Regions from separate parts of the Homo sapiens genome. Here region 2 is linked to region 1. A link is an interaction called in ENCODE POLR2A ChIA-PET data of the cell type or tissue named here. Cell type or tissue: OCI-LY7. All regions are shown on one strand. Each heading gives the region's core, and the rest is flanking DNA. Links, peaks and the distances in the headings are about the cores only.

Region 1 (7,318 bases), core at 2,260-4,759:
CTCTGCCTCCCAGGTTCAAGCGATTCTCCTGCCTCAGCCTCCCGAGTAGCTGGGATTACAGGCATGTGTCACCACGTCTGGCTAATTTTGTATTTTTAGTAGAGATGGGGTTTCTCCATGTTAGTCAGGCTGGTCTCCAACTCCTGACCTCAGGTGATCCGCCCGCCTCAGCCTCCCAAAGTGGTGGGATTACAGACGTGAGCCACCACGCCCGGCTATATGTATATTTCCTTTTTTCTTTTTTTGAGACGGAGTTTCGCTCTTATTGCCCAAGCTGGAGTGCAATGGCACGATCTTGGCTCCCTACAACCTCCGCCTCCTGGGTTCAAGCGATTCTCCAGCCTCAGCCTCCCGAGTAGCTGGGATTACAGGTGCGTGCCACCATGCCCGGCTAATTTTTTGTAGAAACGGGGTTTCACAATGTTAGCCAGGCTGGTCTCGAACTTTTGACCTCAGGTGATCCGCCTGCCTCAGCCTCCCAAAATGCTGGAATTACAAGCGTAAGCCACCACAACCGGCCCTGTATATTTCTATATACATAAATGTATGCTTTATATATGTATGTATATCTTAAAATACATACATATATGCATATATACACATATATAATATAAACAATTACAAAATGCCAACTTCGGATGATGATTCAAAAAACTAAAAATGTAAATAATTATGCTAAAGTGGCATATAAAAATAAATGAAATATCTCTGAGTCAAAGAAATCTGAACACTGACTAGATACTTCTTAGGTGTGGTAATAATATCGTAGTATCTATTTTTGGAAAGCTCTTGTTTGTTAGATATGCACACTAAAATCTTTGTGGTTCAAATAATATGATATCTTGGATTTTCTTCCAAATAATCCTGTGAGAGGAAAAATGGGTAGCTGTATGAATAAAACAAGATTGGCCATGACTTGAAAATACAGGTTGAACATCTCTAACCTGAAAATCTGAAATGCTCCCAATTCCAAAATATTTGAGCACTGACATGATGCCACTAGATGAAAATTCCACACCTGACCTCATATGATGAGCTGCAGTAAAACCTTTGCTTCATGCACGAAATTATTTTAAAATGCTGTATAAAATTACCTTCAGACTATGTGTGTAAGGTATATATGAAATATAACTGAATTTCATGTTTAGACTTGGGTCCCTCCCCCAAGATATCTCATTATGTGTATGCGAATATTCCAAAATCCAAAATGAATCTGAAATTCAAAACGCTTCTGGTCCCAAGCATTTCAGACGAGAGATATTCAAACTGTAGTTGAAGTAAGGTGATGGGTTCATTATACCATCCTTTCTACGGTTGTATAGGTTTGAAAATTTCTAAATAAGACAGTTTAAAAAGTCGCAAATAAAAACCTAAGGAGGAGGGGTGTGTTAGGTGACTTGATCAGTTAGTGACCTTAAAGCTAACCCTAGATGCCAAGTCTACCTCCTTAGTGTTCTCAGGGCTCTGAATCAACTTATTAATAAAGGGAGAAATATGAACATCAGTAATGTAACAGGGCACAAGGCCTCAGCTGAGTGGTTTCTCAAAAAATTATTAAATTGGTCAGGCATGGTGGCTCACGCCTGTAATCCCAGCACTTTGGGAGGCCGAGGTGGGTGGATCACAAGGTCAGGAGTTCGAGACTAGCCTGGCCAATACAGTAAAACCCCGTATCTACTAAAAATACAAAAATTAGCTGGGCGTGGTGGTGTGTGCCTGTAGTCCCAGCTGCTCAGGAGGCTGGGGCAGGAGAATCGCTTGAATCCAGGAGACAGAAGTTGCAGTGAGCCGAGATTGTGCCACTGCACTCCAGTCTGGGCAACAGAGCGAGACTCCGTCTCAAAAAAAAAAAAATTATTAAATTGATTTGAATGCAAGGTACAAATTTTTTTTTTTTTTGATACAGTGTCTCACTCTGTCACCTAGGCTGGAGTGCAGTGGCAGGATCATGGCTCACTGCAGCCTTGACCTCCCAGGCCCAAAGGATTCTCTCACCTCAGCCACCCGAGTAGCTGGGACCGAGTAGCTGGGACCACAGGCGACGCCCGGCTAATTTTTTTTTTTTTGTAGAGGCGGGGTTTTGCCATGTTTTCTATGCAGGCTGGTTTCGAACTCTTGAGCTCAAGCAATCTGCCGGCCTTAGCCTCCCGAAGTGCTGGGATTGCTGAGAATTAATATGTATGCACTGATGATCCTCTCAACAATCCAAAGCAGTAAAACTATTACTTCTGTTTGTGAGTGTGGAAACCGAATTTAGGTAACCAGACAGCTCAAGGAATAGGGCTGCTTTGAATGACGATTATCTTCTAGGCAATTTGCAGCAACGTCAAAGGGCAGGGCCAGTAACAGGGTGGGGTGAGGTCTCAAAAAATTCAGTAATCAAAATGAATAACATTAATGCAATATTTTTTAAAAAATTAAATCAATAATCTACAGCTCATGAGGTAAATAATATGCCCGCTTTTGTAAATAAAGTTTATTGGAAACAGGGATGGAATTAGGGTGAGGTGATTGAGGCAAGGTCGTGCAAATGACTGGTCGGATCTCGTCTTTGTTTAAACGTCTGATATTTTGTTCAATATCAAATCATAAAAAGTTTTTGCATTAATTTTGGTTTTTTAAAAATATTGCATTAAAATATGAGTTTGATTGAGGGTTTTGGCGCCCCTTTAAATTTTGCTCCTAAGGCGGGAGTGCCTTGCCCGAATCCGGCCCAGAAAGGACACAGCTCTGGAAACATCTGTTTTCTATGCCCAATTTCGCCAGGGAGCTGCCAGCCACCAGCCAGGAGCCCCAGCGGTGACTTCCCCACTCGGGGCCCGGTCGGAAAACGCAAAGGGCCTGCGCGCGATGACCTCCAGGGCCCCTCCCAGGCCCAGTGTGGAACTCCCTAACACCCTCGCTCGCCCTCTCTCTGCGGAGAATCCCCCCGCACCGCTGCGGCCGGGTTCGGCTAGAGCCTCCCGGCTTTCAGAGCACCCTGAGGGGAGGAGCTTCCGCGACAGGAAACGCGCCAAAGGGGAGGGCTGGCGGCAGGAACCGGCTGAAGAGGGGCTGGGCTGCCGGCAGTGCGCGCCGCAGAGACCTGGAGCTCTCCGGCCACGGAGCCCGAAGCGCGGGAAGCCCGGCGGCGGGACGGGATGCCCGGTCGGAACCCATCCCGGCCGAGTCTCGAGGCCGCGGGAGCCGGCGCGGCGAACGCCGGGAGCCGCAGTCCTCCCGCCCGGGCGCCTCGGGTCAGCGGGGTCTACCCCGGCCCCACCTAACCTCTCGGTGCCCGGCCTTCTAAGCCCCCGTGGGGGGCGTGTGCATAAACTCACCTCAGAACCCACCTCGCCTGTCATGACTTCTGCCTCCCCTGCGCTCCACTAGGGACGGAGCTGTCTCTGATTCCCTCAGCCGGAGAGCAGCGGCTCCCGCCGTCTCCAGCCCAGCAGTGCTGTTCTTGCTTTCCCGCCCAGCCAGAGTGGAGGTCCCACCCAGATGGTTTGCACCAATCCAGAGGGGGCTTTCCAGCGAGTCCCCGCCCCCTTCCGACCCACCAATCACGCAGCGCCTCTGGCCGCCCAATCTCCTATTACCCAGGCTGAGTTGGCGGGTCGCAGCTGCTGGTAGCGGAGCCTGGGGGAGCTGGAGGTGCACGGGGGCGGGGCAGTCGGTACCAGGCGAGCCGTGGTCTTTGACCTTTGACACTTGCCAAAGCATCGAGTGCGATTGGAGGGGTGAGTCTTTCGGGGGGAAGTGAGCTGGGAAACGGTTCCTGGGCACCTGGGAGTGTCCTGTACCTGAACTTTTTAGAGGAATTCCAAGGTTCCCGTGGGGATTTTCTCCACTGACTTCATTTCTGGAGCAGCTAGATCCTGTGTGCCTCTTGTACATGACACTTACCACTGAATATATATATATATATATATATATATATATATATATATATATACACACACACACACATATGTACACACATATATACATACACATATATACACATACACATGTATGTGTATACACACACACTTTTTTTTTTTTTGAGATGGAGTCTCCCTCTGTTAGCCAGGATGAAATGCAGTGGCGCGATCTCGGCTCACTGCAACCTCCGCCTCCCGGGTTCAAGCGATTCTCGTGCCTCAGCCTCCTGAGTAGCTAGGATTACAGGCACCCGCCACCAACCCCTGGCTAATTTTTGTATTTTTAGTAGAGACGGGGTTTCACCATGTTGGCCAGGCTGGTCTCGAACTCCTGATCTCAAATGATCCTCGCCTCGGCCTCCCAAAGTGCTGGGAGGCCTCATACCCCTCACAGGCGTGAGCCACTGTGCCCGGCCCACTTTTATTTTTTAAAGAGGGCCGGGCTCCATGGCTCACGCTTGTAATCTCAACGCTTTGGGAGGCCGAGGTGGGAGGATGGCTTGAGTCCAGGAGTTTGAGGTTAGAGTGAGTTATGATCGCACCACTGCACTTCAGCGTAGGCGATAGAGGGAGACCTTGTCTCTAAAGAAAAAAGTTTTGTGGGCTGCTCAGATACCAAAGAATATGGTTGGATAATCTTTATAATTCTCTGTAGAGTTAATTTGAGGATGTAGAAAGCACTCATCACTCCTAGAGGGCATTCTACCTTTAAACAAGGCTGGAAAAAGAATTGAAGCTCTGAAATCAGGTTTATCCCAGACACAGTTCTTTTTTTTTTTTTTTTTTTTTTGTTGAGACAGAGTCTCTCCCTGTCACCATGGCTGGGTGCAATGGCGTGATCTCGGCTCACTGCAACCTCCGCCTCCCGGGTTCAAGCGATTCTCCTGCCTCAGCCTCCTGAGTAGCTAGGATTATAGGCATGTGCCACCACGCTCAGATAATTTTTTGTAACTTTAGTAGAGACAAGATTTCACCATTTTGGCCAGGCTGATCTTGAACTCCTGACCTCGTGATCCGCCCGTCTCAGCCTCCCAAAGTGCTGGGATTACAGGTGTGAGTCACCGCACCTGGCCTATCCCAGACAATTCTAATCCCAGTTTTGCCACTGTGCTGGCCATTATTTTTTGCCTCTCCAGGTCAATTCTCTGTCCTTCCTTTACCCTGGTGTGTGTCAAGGCAAGGCTGACCTCTCTAGACTGTATTATCCCAGCTCCCTTGCCCTTCTGGTTGGGTCAGGCCCCTGTAAAGACACCTTATAAGGTTACTGTAAGGAGATGAGAGGCCACCAGGAAAGAAAGGTCAGAGTATTTATTGCTCACTTCACCCTCCATGGTCATATCCACTGCCAGTGTGGCCAGCTTGGCCCAGCTTGCCCAGGACTTTCCTAGTTTTAGCACTAAAAGTCCTGCATCCTGAGAACCTCCTCAGTCACAGGTATACCAAATGGTTGGTTCTTCACCCAATCCACTGGCCTCCTCTTCCAAGTTTCCACCTTTAGCTGGGTTCAGAAAAAAGCTCCCTCTCCACATCTTCATTTCTTTACTTCCCCACCATCTCTCAATCCACTTCTGTCCCCACCAACAAGAGCCCATCATCCATCCTCTTCTCTTTTTGTGTCTTGGTTTATCCACCTTTTCATCCATTTACTATTAATTTCTACATCAACGATTCCCAGGTATACATCTATGGCACTCCCCATCATATATGGAGGGCTAACGTTTATTGAAGCCTTACTCAGTGGCAGAAACAGTTGCAAGGATTTTATAAGTGTTATCTTATTTAATCTTCAGAGTAAACTTGTAATATTATTATCTCTTTCTTAGAAGATGAGGAAACCAGACTTTTAAAAGGCTAGAAACTGGTGGAGCCAATTTTCAGACTCTATGTGACTTCAGAGCTCATACCCCTCAGAAAGACCCTGCCTGAGCATCCTCTGTGTTCTGCCTCCTTATCCTATGCTGGTTTCCCTGATAACACTTTCCTTTGCCTGAAATTTTATTTATATCTATTTGTCTGTTGTTGCTCCAAGAGAACAGGCGTTTTGTTTTCTTGGCCTCTGTATCATTGCAACCTAGAATTGTCTTTCTTAAACTTGAGCATGCATCAGAATAATCTGAAAGGCTGGTAAAAACAGCTATTGTTGGGTCCTAGTGCCAAAGTTTCTGATTCAGTATGTCTGAAGTGGGGTCCAGAGATGTATACTTCTTTCTTTCCTTTTTTTCTTTTTCTCCCTGAGTGCAGTGGCATGATCACAGCTCACTGCAGCCTCAACCTCCCAGGCTCAAGCAACCCTTCCACCTCAGCCTCCCAAGTGGCTGGGACTACAGGTGTGCACCACCATGCCCAGCTAATTTTTTATTTTGTAGAGACGGGGTGTCACCATGTTGCCCAAGCTGGTCTCAAACTCCTGGACTCAAGCAACCTGCACATCTCGGCCTCGCAAAGTGCTGGGATTACGGGCATGAACCACCGTGCCCCACAGGAATGTATATTACTAACAAATTCCCTGGTGATGCTAGTGTTGCTGATCTGGAGACCACACTTTGAGAACAAAGGACTTAGAACATCCCAGGTTCAAGGTAGGAAAACTGATAAATATTTGTTGAACTAATTAATTCATTCACTTGACAACTTCTTGAGCTCCCTCTGAAAATGAATGAGTGAAATAATATTCCTTATATTAGTATTTTAAAATATCTTTGGGGAGCACCTTTTCACTCATCACAGAAGCTAAGAGAGAAAGCTCCAATTTGAACAATGGGTGGACATGGGTAAGCTAGGAAAGGAAAACCTTTCATTCAATTTTTATTGTGGTAAAACATATATAACATGAAATTTACCATCTTAACCATTTTAAAGTATGCAGTTCAGAAGTACATTCAAATTGTTATGTAACCAATCTACCAATCTTCAGAATTCTTTTCTTTTTCTCTTCTTTTTTTTTTTTGAAATGGAGTTTTGCTCTTGTTGCCTAGGCTGGAATGCAATGGTGCTATCTTGGCTCACTGCAACCTCTGCCTCCCGGGTTCAAGCAATTCTCCTGCCTCAGCCTCCCAAGTAGCTGGGATTACAGGCACCTGCCACCACGCCTGGCTACTTTTTTGTATGTATTCTTAGGAGAGACGGGGTTTCACCATGTTGGCCAGGCTAGTCTTGAACTCCTGACCTCAAGTGACCCATGCACCTCGGCCTCCCAAAGCGCTGGGATTACAGGTGTGACCCAACGGGCCTGGCCTAGAACTCCTTTCATCTTGCAAAACTGAAACTCTATGCCCATTAAGCAACAACTTCATACTCCTCCCATCCCCAGGAAACTTTTATTTTACACATTAACTTGTGCCAAGATAAAGTGAGTCTGTATTTAGAATTAGCAACCTGTATTCTCAATTTTGGTGAGTGGAACCATATCCACT
Region 2 (7,318 bases), core at 3,102-5,601, 500 kb after region 1:
AGCCACTGCACTCCAGTCTGAAACAACAGAGTGAGACCCTGACACACACACACACGCACACAGGCACACGCACACGCACGCATGCCTGCTCTCGCAGCTATAAGACAGGCCCTTTTAAACCTTCTTTAAAGTCATAAAAAGGCAAAGTAGATTTACTGTGAGAAGATTTCCAAAATGGACATGGACTCTAAATAATTAAAAATACAGTTCTATTTGTTTAGGTTTTTGTTTTTTTTTTTTTTTTTGAGACGGAGTTTCGCTCTTGTTGCCCAGGCTGGAGTGCAGTGGCGCAATCTTGGCTCACTGCAACCTCTGCCTCCTGGGCTCAAGTGATTCTCCTGCCTTAGCCTCCTGAGTAGCTGGGATTACAGGCATGCCCCACCACGCCTAGCGAATTTTGTATTTTTAGTAGAGATGAGGTTTCTCCACGTTGGTCAGGCCGGTCTCCGACTCCCGACCTCAGGTGATCCGCCTGCCTCGGACTCCCAAAGTGCTGAGATTATTACAGGTGTGAGCCACTGCGCCCAGCCAGGTTTTTTTAATATCAGAAAAAAGCAGGTAGATGTTTGATTTCATATTAAAAATAAAATAATGTACACAACTCATGGAATGTTAACTTTTTTTTTAGAATAATGGGGGAGAAATCTCTGCCTAAAAAAATTAAAGTAAGAAGCAAGTGCTCCTGCCCTTTCTTCCCGTCTCATATCCCTCCTTCTCCTGTTCCCTTCCTGTTAGCTTCTTTCTGCTCTGCAGAAATAATCACTGATAACAGTTTGCTGTATGTCCTTATATAGATATGTCTTATATGTATGTCTGTAACTACAGATTTCATATTTTTAAAGTAAGTTCTACCAAATTCCACAGAATTCAGTATTTAAAGTTTTAAGAATTTCAGTACCAAGTTCCAGGATAATTTTGTTTTCATAACACAGGCAAATTTTTTTTTCCCCCAAGATGGAGTCTCATTCTGTTGCCCAGGCTGGAGTGCAGTGATGCGATCTCTGCTCACTGCAACCTCCGCCTCCCGGGTTCAAGCGATTCTCCCGCCTCAGCTTCCTGAGTAGCTGGGATTACAGGTGCATGCCAACACACCTGGCTAATTCTTGTATTTTTAGTGGAGACGGGGTTTCACCATGTTGGTCAGGCTAGTCTCGAACTCCTGACCTCGTGATCTGCCTACCTTGGCTTCCCAAAGTGCTGGGATTACAGGCATGAGCCACTGTGCCCAGGCTTTTTCTTATCTTTTTTTTTTTTTTTTTTTTTTTGAGATGCAGTCTCTTTCTGTCGCACAAGCTGGAGTGCAGTGCAGTCTTCGCTCACCACAACCTCCACCTCCCGAGTTCAAGCAATTCTCCTGCCTCAGCCTCCTTAGTAGTTGGGATCACAGACGCATACCACCACACCCGGCTAATTTTTGTATTTTTAGTAGAGAAGGGGTTTCTCCATGTTGGTCAGGCTGGTCTTGAACTCCCAACCTCAGGTGATCAGCCCGCCTCGGCCTCCCAAAGTGCTGGGATTACAGGCGTGAGCCACCGCACCCGGCCTAATTTTTGTATTTTTAATAGAGATGGGGTTTTCCCATGTTGGCCAGGCTGGTCTGGAACTCCTGACCTCAAGTAATTCACCCCCTTTGGCTTTCCAAAGTGCTGGGGTTACAGGCCTGAGCCACTGTGCCTGGCCCTGGATAATTTTTTTATTTTTTATTTTTTTTGTAGAGACAGGGTCTTGCCATGTTGTCCAGGCTGGCCTTGAACTTCTGGACTGAAAAGCAAGCCTCCTTCCTTAGCCTCCCAAAGTGCTGGGATTACAGGTTTGAGTCACCACGCCCAGCCTGTATCTTTAAATGTTTTAAACAGTTAAATTAAATGACCATTCTCCCCAGAGGGACATCACCCCCACTTTTTAGGAGAGTACCCAATGCACATTTGGATATTCTTTTCTATAAATTGAAGACCTTAGAATTGAAATTAGTATTTACTGATTTACCTTACTTAATAACTTGAGAGCCACTTAATAGCAGAGTACATGTCATGAAGGGGTCTCTGATTTGATTTATTCAGGGATGGGGTGGAGTATGAGGCCTTGGCAGAGTGTTACTCTAGAGATATCACAGCTGCCCTCTATTCTGTTTCTGTGTCTTTTACTCAGGAGATGATGACCTCCAGAGAAAAGAGTAAAATAGTAAACATGTTTCATATTTCACCTGAGCTCAGCTTTCCTCCCATAACTGTCCAGAGGCATTCAGAACGCAAGTCAGGCCCACCCCACTGCTTTGTCTAAAACGCTTTATGGGTGGTGGTATTTCTTTCTTGGTATTTTTGTCTGTCTTATCTCTATCAGTTGATGGCTTGTTCACCAAGAATTTCCTACTTCTTCCCTTTAGTGACTGTTGAAAGCATGGCTCTCCTGACTGGATGTTGGTGGCAGTGAAGTTTTGTTCAAACGTGGCACTAGTAAATGAAGTGTGTCTCCCTAACGAGATCAGTTTGGTCTTATGTGCCTTTGAATAAGGTGTAGAAGGGATGAGAATGATCTCAATTTCTAGGTTAGCAGAACTGTGATACATACATAATTTTATTCCTTGACTGTATTGTTAATATTTGATAAACTGATTTTTAAAATTATTGTTCCTTCTTGTGAAGAGAATGGAGATTGAAGAGGAAGCGTGAAAGTGTGTTTATTCATTTAACAAGTACAAAGTGTCCACTCTGTGGCTAAACGCAAAGCACTGAAGATGAAATGGAGAACAAATCAGATGTGGTCTCTGGTTCATTTTGTAGCCTCCTGGGTTTGGTATCCTGAATTGTTAAACTTATTTAGTTAACTCTTTTTTGTTACCTAACAGTCATCGAATGTAGCATTATCTAATCTGGAAAAGCATGCTGTCTTCTCAGCAGAGTAGAGACTTCGTCCTGAGGCCTGGTTAGAGGGATAAGGAGCGCAGGCTCACATGGAGTCAGTTCTCGGGAACTTTTCCCATTCTTTTAAGACAAGAAAATCTCAGTAGACACATTTCAGTGAAGTCCAGCACCTTCTCATTATAAAAATAGTCAACAAAGTAGAAGGGAATTTCCTCAATATGATAAAGGGCATCTATGAAAAATTTACAGCTAACATCATACTTAAAGGTGCAAGACTGAATGCTTTCTCCTTAAGATGAAGAACAAGACCAAGACAAGGCTGTCCACTCTCACCATTTTATTTACCATTGTGTACTAGACGTTCCAGCCAGAGCAGTTAGGCAAGAAAATGAAACACGAGGCATCTAAATTGGTGAAGAAGTAAAATCATCTCTTTTTGCAGATGGTGTAATCTTAAATAGAAAAACCTAAGGATTCTACTAAAAACCAATTAGAGCTAATAAATGAATTTAGCAAGGTTGCAGGTACAAGATCAGTATACAAAAATGAGGCCAGGCATGGTGGCTCACACTTGTAATCCCAGCACTTTGGGAGGCCGAGGTGGCAGATCATTTGAGGTCAGGAGTTTGAGACCAGCCTGGCCAACATGGCGAAACCCCATCTCTATTAAAAATAAAAAAAAATCAGCTGGGCGTGGTAGCACATGCCTATTATCCCAGCTACTGGGGAGGCTGAGGCAGGAGAATTGCTTGAACCCAGGAGGTGGAGGCTGCAGTGAGCCAAGATCACGCCACTGCACTCCATCCTGAGCAACAGAGCAAGACTCCACCTCAAAAAAAAAAAAAAGACTGTGTGTGTGTGTGTGTCACACACACACACACACACACACACACACACAGACAAAATGAGCTGTATTTCTATACAGTAGCAATGAACAATAAGAAAATGAAATTGTTAACAAGTGAAAATCAATCGTAAGTAATTTCATTTGCAGTAGCAACAAAATAATATATTTAGGAATAAATTTAACAAAGGCCAGTGTAAAACTTATATTCAGAAAACTGAAACATTGTGGAAAGACATTTCATGTTCATGGATTTGGAAGACTTACTATTGTTAAGATGGCAGTATTCTCCAAATTGATCTACAGATTCAGCACACACACTGTCAAAATCCCAGATGGTCTTTTTGCAGAAATTGGCATGCTGATTCTAAAATTCATATGGACATGTACCTAGAATAGCCAAAACTATTTTGAAAAAGAGAAAAGTTGGAGGACTCACTTTTTTTTATTTAAAAATGTACTATAGCTACACTAATTAAGACTGTGGTGTTGACATAAGGAGAGACAGACAGGTCAGTAGAATAAAATTGAGAGTCCGGAAATGAATCCTTACATTTATGATTAATTGGGCTTTTTTTTTTTTTTTTTTTTTTTTGAGTTGGAGTTTTGCTCTTGTCACCCAGACTGGAGTGCAATGGTGCGATCTTGTCTCACTGCAACCTCTACCTCCCGGGTTCAAGTGGTTCTCCTACTTCAGCCTCCTGAGTAGCTGGGATTATAGGCACGCGCCATCACGCCCAGCTAATTTTTGTATTTTTAGTAGAGACGGGGTTTCACCATGTTGGCCAGGCTGATCTCAATTTCTTGACCAAGTGATCCACCCGCCTTGGCCTCCCAAAGTGCTGGGATTACAGGCGTGAGCCACTGTGCCCGGCCAATTAATTGATTTTTGACAAGGGTGCCAGGACAATTCAGTGGGGAAAGAATAGTCTTTTTTGGCCGGGCGCGGTGGCTCACACCTGTAATCCCAGCACTTTGGGAGGCTGGGGCAGGGGGATCACGAGGTCAGGAGATCAAGACCATCCTGGCTAACACGGTGAAACCCCGTCTCTACTAAAAAATACACACACACACACACACACAAAATTAGCTGGGCATGGTGGCAGGCACCTGTAGTCCCAGCTACTTGGGAGGCTGAGGCAGGAGAATGGCATGAATCTGCAAGGCGGAGCTTGCAGCAAGGTAAGATCGCACCACTGCACTCCAGCCTGGGCGACAAAGCGAGAGTCTGTCTCAAAAAAAAAAAAAAAAGTCTGGGTGTGGTGGCTCACGCCTGTAATCCCAGCACTTTGGGAGGCCGAGGCAGGTGGATCACGAGGTCAGGAGATTGAGACCATCCTGGCTAACATGGCGAAACCCTGTCTCTACTAAAAATACAAAAAACTAGCCAGGCGTGGTGGTGGGCACCTGTAGTCCCAGCTACTTGGGAGGCTGAGGCAGGAGAATGGTGTGAACCCAGGAGGCGGAGCTTGCAGTGAGCTGAGATGGCACCACTGCACTCCAGCCTGGGTGACAGAGCAAGACTCTGTCTCAAAAAAAAAAAAAAAAAAGTCTTCTTTTTTTTTTTTCTTTTGAGATGGAGTTTCACTCTTATTGCCCAGGCTGGAGTGCAACAGCATGATAAGAATAGTCTTTTCAACAAATGGTGCTAGATCTAGATAGCCACATGCAAAACAACAAAGTTGGACTAGGTGTGGTGGCTCATGCCTGTAATCCCAACACTTGGGAGGCCGAGGTGGGTGGATTGCTTGAGCCCAGGAGTTCCAGACCAGTCTGGACAACATGGGGAGACCCCGTCTCTACAAAATACAAATATTAGCCAGGCATGGTGACACATGCCTGTAGTCTCTGCTACTCAGGAGACTGGGGTGGGCGGATCACTTGAGCCCAGGAAACTGAGGCTGCAGTGAGTTGAGATTGCACTACTGCATTCCAACCTGAGTGACAGAGTGAAACCCTGTCTCTAAATAAAGTTGGACCCATACTTGACAACATTCATAAAAATTAAATCATAATGGATCATAGACCTACATAGTGCTAAAACTAGAAAACCCTTACAAGAAAACCTGGGAGTAAATCTTTGTGACCTTGGGTTAGACAAAACCTGCTTAGACATGTCACACAAAGTACAAGCAACAAAAGAAAAACAGAGTTCAGCAGAGTAAAAAAAAAAAAAAAATGTGCTTCAAGGCTGGGTGTGGTGGCTCACACCTGTAATCCCAGCACTTTGGGAGGCCAGGCAGGCGGGTCATGAGGTCAGAAGATTGAGACCATCCTGGCTAACACGGTGAAACCCCGTTTCTACTAAAAATACAAAAAATTAGCCAGCTGTGGTGGTGGGTGCCTGTAGTCCCAGCTACTCGGGAGGCTGAGGCAGGAGAATGGTGTGAACCCGGGAGGCGGAGGTTGCAGTGAGCTGAGATCGTGCCACTGCACTCCAGCCTGGGCAACAGAGCCAGACTCTGTCTCAAAAAAAAAAAAAAAAAAGGTGCTTCAAAGGACAGCATCAAGAAAGTGTAAAGCTGGGCATGGAGGCTCATGCCTGTAATCCCAGCACTTTGGGAGGCTGAGACAGGCAGATCACCTGAGGTCAGGAGTTTGAGACCAGCCTGATCAACATGGTGAAACCCCGTCTCTATTAAAAATACAAAAATGAGCTGGGTGTGGTGTTGCACCAATGTAATCCCAGCTACTCGAGAGGCTGAGGCAAGAGAATCACTTGAACCGGGGAGGTGGAGGCTGCAGTGAGCCGAGATCACGCCACTGCACTCTAGCCTGGGAAATAGAGGGAGACTCCATCTCAAAAAACATAAATAAAGAAAAAAAGTGAAAAGAAAACCTACAAAATGGGAGAAAATACTTGCAAGTCATACATCCAATAAGGGACTTGTATCCACACTTTTTTTAATTTTTATTTTATTCTTATGTTTTGAGATGGAGTTTCATGCTTATTGCCCAGGCTGGAGTGTAATGGCACGGTCTTGACTCACTGCAACCTCCGCCTCCCAGGTTCAAGTGATTCTCCTGCCTCAGCCTCCTGAGTAGCTGGGATTACAGGCGCCTGCCACCACGCCTGGCTAATTTTTGTATTTTTAGTAGAGATAGGGTTTCACCATGTTGACCAGGCTGATCTCGAACTCCTGACCTCAGGAGATCTGCCCACCTCTGCCTCCCAAAGTGCTGGGATTGCAGGCATCAGCCACTGCACCCAGCCTCACATTTATTTTATTTTATTTTTTGAGATGGAGTCTTGCTCTGTCACCCAGGCTGGAGTGCAGTGGTGTACAGGCAGCTGCCACCACACCTGGCTACTTTTTGTATATTTAGTAGAGATAGGGTTTCGCCATGTTGGTCAGGCTGGTCTCGAACTCCTGACCTCAGGTGATCCACCCACTTCAGTCTCCCAACGTGCTGGGATTACAAGTGTGAACCACCACGCCTGGCTCACATTTATTTATTTTTTATTTTGGAGACAGATAACGTGCTTTGTCACCCAGGCTGGAGTGCAGTGGCACAAACATGGCTCACTGCATCTTCAACCTCCCAGGCTCAAGCAATCCTCCTGCCTCAAGTCTCCCAAGTAGCTGGGACTGTGGGCATGCACCACCATGCC

The links. ChIA-PET counts read pairs that join two places held together with the same protein. Peaks named below come from ENCODE experiments on the same cell type or tissue, not always from the same donor. Only the 100,000 strongest peaks of a DNase experiment are listed, where the experiment ranks them.
Region 2: POLR2A ChIA-PET joins it to region 1 with 11 read pairs; 2 of 35 experiments call an interaction of 5 or more read pairs at or near these places.

Annotation. Positions count from the first base shown.
Region 1 is chr1:35,766,527-35,773,844 of GRCh38, forward strand. CLSPN (claspin) reads right to left here and starts at 3,452. Exons shown (of 25, transcript NM_022111.4): 1 at 3,321-3,452. The coding sequence starts at 3,344. CLSPN-DT (CLSPN divergent transcript) reads left to right here and starts at 3,569. Exons shown (of 3, transcript NR_199050.1): 1 at 3,569-3,722; 2 at 6,272-6,484. RefSeq lists a silencer at 3,065-3,294. In OCI-LY7, for the core only: CTCF peaks have their summits at 2,804 and 3,007; DNase peaks (open chromatin) are centred at 2,975 and 3,535; H3K4me3 peaks cover 2,080 bases; H3K27ac peaks cover 1,603 bases.
Region 2 is chr1:36,270,350-36,277,667 of GRCh38, forward strand. All of the region lies in intron 2 of THRAP3 (thyroid hormone receptor associated protein 3), which reads left to right. Among named protein-coding and RNA genes, the nearest start is that of SH3D21, 32 kb to the right of the region's middle. In OCI-LY7, for the core only: no CTCF peak of the experiment used is centred there; no DNase peak of the experiment used is centred there.